Linked DNA regions of Homo sapiens: region 2 is linked to region 1. The links are chromatin loops, found by intact Hi-C in ENCODE. Cell type or tissue: endothelial cell of umbilical vein. All regions are shown on one strand.

Region 1 (4,000 bases):
AATATTAAAGTAAATGTGGGTGGGTGCAGTGGCTCACACCTGTAACCCCAGCACTTTGGGAGGCTGAGGCAGGCAGATCACTTGAGCCGAGGAGTTTGAGCCTAGCCTGGGCAACATGGTGAAACCCTATCTTTACAAAATATACCAAAATTAGCAGGATGTGGTGGCACGTGCCTGTGGTCCTAGCTACTTGGGAGGCTGAGTTGGGAGGATCGCCTGAGCCTGGGAGGTCAAGGCTACAGTGAGCCATGACCTTGCCACTGTGCTCCAGCCTGGGTGACAGCAAGACACTGTCTCAAAAAATTAAATAAATGAATAAAATATGAGACTCATTTTCTCCTCCTGTTTTATTCTCATGCTAAAACAATAATGCTTGATACTTACTGAGGGTTTTCTGTATAATAGGTATTATACTATGTTAGTTAGCACTTGTCTAATCTCAGAGAACCCTGTGAAGATGTAAGCTATTTCATGAATAAGGAAAATGAGGCTCAAAGAGATGATGTAACTAGTTAAGTAATTGGCAGAGGCAGGAACTTAACCTAGATCTCTGGTCTCCAGGGCTCATGCGACACAAAATATTTTCACTTGTGCAGATATATATTATTCAGTGTGTAGATTATTTCAAGCATGAAATTCGTGTCTTCTCTGGAAAATCCCGACTTGAGTACTGTTACAAAGTCAAGACGATTGGTGATAGGAGAAAGCTCATGTTCAGCTCAGTGGTAACTGGGAAGAGTATGTTATCTGTTTGTGTCAGAGCATGTGTAGTAGTCTGGAAGTGAGGAGACCTGAATGTAGATGCATGTCTAGTGAGCAGTGATTTCCCTTTCTGAGTTTCCGTGCACATTGCGTATTATATAGTTTAGACAGTGTGCTCATTAAGGTCTCTTCCAGATATGAAAGCCCAGGATTCCCTGATACAACCCAGTTCTTTGGTCCTAACCCTGCAGGTGCCAACTCCCCCAATCCTGCAAGTCCAGAAGAGCTGGCTTTCTCTTCCTTGGACCTAGGCCCTGCATAGGTTTCCCAGCAGCACTGACCTTTTACCAATAGAAAATGAAGAAAGCAACTTAACCCTGTCCCTTTTATGTATCTTATCAGGTTGTTTCTGTTGAAAAGGAAAAAAATAAACTGAAGCGGAAAAAACTGGAAAATAAACACAAGAAGGATGAGGAGAAAAACAAGATCCGGGAAGAGTGGAACAATTTTTCTTACTTCCCTGAAATCACTCACATTGTAATAAAGGAGTCTGTGGTCAGCATTAACAAGCAGGACAACAAGAAAATGGTAAGTTTGTCCCAGAAGCTCTTAAGTCTGGATCTGGTGATGAGAGGGAGAATTGCTGAGTTCCGTTCTGCAGCACATGATTTTCAGAGTTCCTGTCCTAAAGAGAAAACAGGATTTTCTTATTGAAGCCAAAAAGTTCCTATTACCAAGGCATTCTCAGTGTTTTAAAGTTACACCGATACATTCCAGTGCCTTTCTTTGGTCTCAGAAATGTGAATCTGCCTTAGGATTTGCTTCCCTCCCAAATACACCTCAGCATCAATATTTAATTCACAAAGCTAGTGGATTTGAAGGAAAAGAAAACCAGCGAATGTCAGTGTTTCCTCCCAAGGGTTCTGGCACGGCCTCTCTGCTGAGCTGAAGTGCAAAGCAGGAAGCCCCACGTTGCCCTCAGGCGAGCCTCGGCCACAGTGGCAGTCATCGATATGGTGTCAGGCACACCCCAGTGACTCTCGGACAGAGGAAAGGGTGTTTAATCTCACTTCCTCTTTTTTGGTATCACTTGAGGACATAATCTAAACAAGCAGGAAGTGGGAACTCTGCCAAAATAAACCTGTTTGTGTCAGGGGAAGTCACAGCCAACAACATGCAGAGAGAGCGGCTGGTGAGACAGCTAGCACTCTTAAGGTGAGTGGAGCCAACACCAGGAAAGGCCACATTCTGCCAAAATGTGGCAGATACTGTGTCACAATGATAACGCTCAGTGCTGAGGAAGAGCCTGGTGATACGGTTTAGGGCAGACAGTCACTCTCTTGTATTCAGAATAACTTGTCTTTCTGATATAACCTTTTGGAAAACAGTTTGGTAACCTGTTAAAAGCCTTGAAAATATTTATATATCCCTCTGTTCAGGAATCTAGAGAATGAATCTATCTTCCAGAAACAATGTGAGAGGCAGGTTATGGTTTATGAATAAGAATATTCATTCCAGTAGTAATTAAAGTGTCAAAATTCTGAAAATAACTTAAATATACAATAATAGGAGAATAGGAAAATAAATCACAATTTGCCTGAGAAGCAGAATATTAGAAAATCAGGTTGCTGAATTTTTTAATGACCTGGAAAAAAGGTCAGGGGAAAAAGCAGGATATAAAACTTTACCTATAGAATGGGACCAGTTTTGTTCAAAATATCAATAGGTATGCATGTATATACACATGCTCTTAGAAAAATAAATATTAACAGCTACTTATTTATGGTGGCATTATGAGTGGTTTTAATTTTCTTATTCTCCCCTCCTTTTTTTTTAAACAAAAAACTTACATTAATTTTATTAGAAAAATATAGTAAAAACAAAGTGAAGAGGGAGAAGTAGAAGAGCTCAGATGGATGTTAATGGAAAGATGCGAAATGGAGGGAGAAAAGAAGAAGTGCTGTTGATGGAGCACATCCTGGATATCAGGCCCCGTGTTATATGCTGCATCCTGGATATTAGGCCCCGTGTCATATGCTGCATCCTGGATATTAGGCCCCGTGTCATATGCTGCATCCTGGATATTAGGCCCCGTGTCATATGCTGCATCCTGGATTTTAGGCCCCGTGTCATATGCTGCATCCTGGATATTAGGCCCCCTGTCATATGCTGCATCCTGGATATTAGGCCCCGTGTCATATGCTGCATCCTGGATATTAGGCCCCGTGTTATATGCTGCATCCTGGGTATTAGGCCCCGTGTTATATGCTGCATCGTGGGTATTAGGCCCTGTGTTATATGCTGCATCCTGGGTATTAGGCCCCCTGTTATATGCTGCATCCTGGATATTAGGCCCCGTGTCACATGCTGCATCCTGGATATTAGGCCCCGTGTTATATGCTGTGCCTGTATCTTGGTCTGTCTTAGTCCTTGTAAGAACCTTAGGGGACTGAGCATCAGCTCTACTTGAAATGAGGAATCTGAGACTAATCAAGAGGCATGGGATCTTGCACAGGGTCACTCAGTGAGAAAGTGGCAGGCACTTGCCCAGCTCTGTCTGGTTCCTGCCTGTGCATTTTGCCTGTGTTGCTTTGGCTTCTAAGGCGTTATCATCCCCCAGAGACCCCGAAGGGAGTGAGGGAGAGGCTGACATGTCCATGATCTGGCTCTTCAACGTGGTGTATGCCTGGTGCACATTTTATGAGCCTGCCCCATCCTGTCCTGTCCTGGTTGACACAGTCAAGTCTAGCACCAACACAAGTTGGTGCACCCATCATCTAAGTCAGAGCTCACCCTGGCCACATGGGCCAATGACTCTATGCCAAGCCACAGTGCTGTGGAGGGAGCAGGAGGAGGGCAGGAAGAAAGAAATACTTGATTCCTCCATTAGTTTGTTTTTCTTTACCACGCTAGCCCTTACTGTGTGTCAGGTACTTCCTATTCTGAGCACTTCACAAATACCACCTATTTTAATTTTCATGTCAACCCTATGGGTGAGTATGATAAGGGGAAACTGAGGCACGAAGAGGTTAAGTAACCTGTCCAAGGTCACAGAGCTGTTAGGTTAAAGCATTTGAAATTGCCAATATTTGACCATTTTGACCTATAAAAATGATGATTCCATATGCATAACCCTACTAGCAGGTGGAGAGGCTGCGATTTGAACCCAGAGCAGCTGGCTCTAGAGCCTGAGCTGAGGGTTGACCACTGCTCCATGCTGCCAGTTTAGAATCTCATGCCCTCGTTGTCCCCTCCCAGCCATGGGATTCCCAAGCCCTTTAATCAGGCAGTGCTTTGA
Region 2 (4,000 bases), 54 kb before region 1:
AAAGTCCAGGGGATTATTGCCTAGGTAGAATTTTAGAAAGATGATGTGGAGAAATAGGAACACTTTTACACTGTTGGTGAGACTAAACTAGTTCAACCATTGTGGAAGACAGTGTGGCGATTCCTCAGGGATCTAGAACTAGAAATATCATTTGACCCAGCCATCCCATTACTGGGTATATACCCAAAGGAATATAAATCATGCTGCTATAAAGACACATGCACACGTATGTTTATAGCGGCACTATTCACAATAGCAAAGACTTGGAACCAACCCAAATGTCCATCAATGATAGACTGGATTAAGAAACTGTGGCACATATACACCATGGAATACTATGCAACCATAAAAAACGATGAGTTCATGTCCTTTGTAGGGACATGGATGAAGCTGGAAACCGTCACTCTCAGCAAACTGTCGCAAGGACAAAAAACCAAACACCGCATGTTCTGACTCATAGGTGGGAATTGAACAATGAGAACACTTGGACACAGGAAGAGCAACATCACACACCAGGGCCTGTTGTGGGGTGGGGGAAGTGGGGAGGGATAGCGTTAGGAGATATACTTAATGTAAATGACAAGTTAACAGGTGCAGCACACCAACATGGCACATATATACCTATGTAACAAACCTGCACGTTGTGCACATGTACCCTAGAACTTAAAGTATAATAATAAAAAAAAAGGTAAAAGGAGCCAGGTGAAATTAATATCCTATTTCAACATGTAATCAATATGAGAATTGTTTATGAGATACTTATAAATTTTTCTTCTTCGAAAAAAAAGTTGCTGCCATTCAAGATGGTCTTTAAAGAAGCGTAGTATTTGATTACTGGAGAGGATAAGGTAATTGATTTTTTTTCAAGTTTCAGTTATTTGTTAATGTAATCTCCAACACATTATATCAACATGATTTCATGTATCTAAAGGAGAAATATTTCCTAGTTAAGTGGAAAATAGTGCAGCTAGCTTCTGGAAGATCTTCATTCTAAGCAGCTTTATAGTGAAACATTTCATTTAGAAATCTGGACCATCTTTCTTCAGTTTACTGTAATCCACATTCACTGAGTAGAACTTGTATTGCTCATTGGAACCCAGTTTATTCCAGGGCCCTGGGTCATTCTTTCTGGCCCAACTAACATCTGGATTGAAATGCCAGATGCAAGACATACAGTGCTGCTCTGGTACCTCTAGCTCCATTAAATACAAAGAGGGGGATCAAACTCAGTTCCTTGGCCTGACCAAGGACCTGGTGGAGCATGTTTTCAGCAAGGGCATCTGATTTAAAAGGAGAGAACTAGCTTAGCTGCCAGGCCCTTGACTAAGTAGTATCTCAGAATAAAGTAATTGAAAATTAATGAGTATCTACTTAGGGTCTCTAAATATATTTAATTTTCTATGGAGGGAACTTTTTAAATTGAAAAATGTATCAACATAGAGAAGACTATGTAAACAGTATGTGTATAGTTAGAGAAAAATACCTATGTATCCACCATTCAGGTTAAGAAAGAGAACATTACTGGTATCTTAGAAATCACCTGGTAGTCCCCTCCACTGCACTTCCCTCAGAGGTAACAGTCACCCCCACTTTGGTATTAATCATGCCCTTTCTACCAGTGTATATGTCCCCAGAGCAAGCATAAACCTAGGTGTATAAGGAAAGGGCAGTGATGCCATCTCTAGATGAAGGCTCCCAGGAGAAGAGCTTCATGGTCTCTGGTTGAATTCATTACCCCTGTGTCTGAACAGAAACTCTGGGTCAAGTCTGGATCCAGAGTTGAGAGGTTGCAGGGACCCTTTTGGGAAAGTCAGTGGAAAAGATCATGAATGAGTTGTGGGAAACAGGGCTTCTCATAGTTGGAGGTACCTAGAAGACTGCAGTGGGCCCAGCTGTTGGGAGCCTGGGAGGAGTGGAGTCAAGAGGAATGTGCTGCTCCACCCTGGCTTATGTCCAGCTCTCAGGAATAGGCCAAATGGAATACTTCTGCGGGGTGAAATAGTCTTCTGCTGATTCAGGCAGCAGGACACAGCAGGGGAACAGGAATTTCATCAGTGCATGATTAAGAAAAACCAAATTCCATTAGGAATTTGGTCCAGGCTCACCCAGGCATTCTACCCTCAATGCAGTCTACGGGGATCTTGGCAGTGACTGCCCTCAACATAAGTATCCCTCAAGTTGCCCTGCTCACATGGGGATTGGTCATCCTCTGAGGCTGGCCACAGCTTTTGTGTTGAGACCGCTCTGTTCTGTGCTCCTGGGAGTTCCCTTCACTTCCTCTTTGTTTAATCTTTATTTCCTGTGTTGGAGCCTGTCTCCTGTTATTTTCAGAAGGATGCATAGCAGTTTGTTTTTTGAGATCTTTGATGTCTAACTGTATCTTGATTCTTCCTTCATACTTCGTTGATAATTTGGCTGGTTATAGACTTCTGGGTTGGAAGTTGTTTCCCTTCAGAATTTTGCAGGCATTGGGTGCCTGTCTCTTTCCTTGGTGCAGCTGTTAAAAAGCCTGAGAATATTCTCAATTTTTGATCTTTTGAATGTAGCCTGTTTTATTCTCTTTTGGAAGCTTTATAGACCCTTGTTTCCAATGTTATGAAATTTCCCAGGAATGCCCCAAACAGGTCTTTTTCTCCATTGTTTTGATGGGCCTTTCCAACCTGGCAACTGGTAGCCTTTGGTTCTGGGAAATCTTTCTCAAATGGTTTTGCTGATGATTTTCTCCCCTCCACTTTCTTTGTCTTTTCTTTAGGAATTCAGACATGTGACTGTCTGGATTGCCCCCTTTAATTTTCTTATCTCTTTTCTCCTATTTTCAAACTGTTCTTTTCTAACCTATTTCCTAAACTTTTTTTTTTTTTTTTGAGAAAGGGTCTCACTCTGTCACCCAGGCTGGATGGAGTTCAGCGGCAGAATCTCGGCTCACTGCAACCTCTGCCTCCCGGTTCAAGCGATTCTCCCACCTCAGCCTCCTCAGTAGCTGGGACTACAGATGCATGCCACCACACCTGGCTAATTTTTGTATTTTTAGCAGAGACAGGGTTTCACTATGTTGGTCAGGGTGATCTTGAACTCCAGACCTCAAGAGATCCCCCTGCCTCAGCCTCCCAAAATGCTGGGATTATAGTCATGAGCCACTGCGCCTGGCCTTTTCCTAAACATTATCTTCCAACCTTTTTAGCTTTTGAAAATTAAGATATTATTTACCTACAGCAAAGCTTATCAATGCTAAGTGTTCCTTTGGCTGTTTTGACAATCATATAGGCTTGTGCAGTTACCACCCTAAACAAAATATAGAACATTTCTATCAACCTAGAAGTTCCGTAGGGCCCTTTCCCAGCTGTGTTTTCATTTCTGTTATTATCTTTTTAATATTCGAGAGCTCCTTTTTTCTCTGAAATGTTACTTTAAAAAAGAAACATTTTATTCTTGATTCACAAATAAAAGGTATTCTTTTATCTTTCTGAAGACATTAATTTTTAAAGTTTTCTCTCTGTGTAATGTTTTCTCTGAGTTGCTTTTTTCTATCTCCATGTCTGCATTAGAGGCTTTCCTCAGACATATGTTTACCTTGGCTGTTTGTTTATGATTAAACTTGGAGGAAGGCTGAGCATGTGCCTCGGGCTTGTGAACTTTGAACGTCACTAAGAGTGAGCCATTCATTGGGGAACTCCCAGCCTCTGTGTCTTTAGGTCAGTCCTGGTGAGATGGTCACATTCCTCAGAAGACAGTATTCCAGTCTCTCACCTGGAGGGCTAGGGACTGGCTGCCAGCATTTCTGGAGCTGCAGGGAAGAGGGTGAAGGCTGTAGCATCCTGGCCCCCAGCACTCAGCATGTGTGCAGATGCCGTCTTTCTGCGTGCCCAGAGGTTCCCATGCTTCACCTGACATCTCTAGTTACAGGACCCTTTGTCTTATCCTTTCCAGAAACTAAACCTCTAGATATGTGTTTCCTTATAATAAAATAGTCACTAGCCACATGGTAGCCACTTAAATTTAA

The links. Hi-C counts contacts between places; a loop is a spot of excess contacts. Peaks named below come from ENCODE experiments on the same cell type or tissue, not always from the same donor. Only the 100,000 strongest peaks of a DNase experiment are listed, where the experiment ranks them.
Region 2: a loop joins it to region 1, with 5 times the contacts of the local background. A loop is called at or near these places in 9 of 110 quality-filtered maps.

The regions. Positions count from the first base shown.
Region 1 is chr1:64,862,077-64,866,076 of GRCh38, reverse strand. It overlaps JAK1 (Janus kinase 1), which reads left to right. Exons shown (of 25, transcript NM_002227.4): 8 at 1,105-1,290. Among named protein-coding and RNA genes, the nearest start is that of JAK1, 100 kb to the left of the region's middle. In endothelial cell of umbilical vein, no CTCF peak of the experiment used is centred here; a DNase peak (open chromatin) is centred at 1,706; H3K27ac peaks cover 1,889 bases.
Region 2 is chr1:64,915,705-64,919,704 of GRCh38, reverse strand. The region is part of intron 1 of JAK1 (Janus kinase 1); the gene reads left to right. It also overlaps the pseudogene LOC100130270. Among named protein-coding and RNA genes, the nearest start is that of JAK1, 49 kb to the left of the region's middle. RefSeq lists an enhancer at 3,505-3,799. In endothelial cell of umbilical vein, no CTCF peak of the experiment used is centred here; DNase peaks (open chromatin) are centred at 2,114 and 3,624; H3K27ac peaks cover 3,107 bases.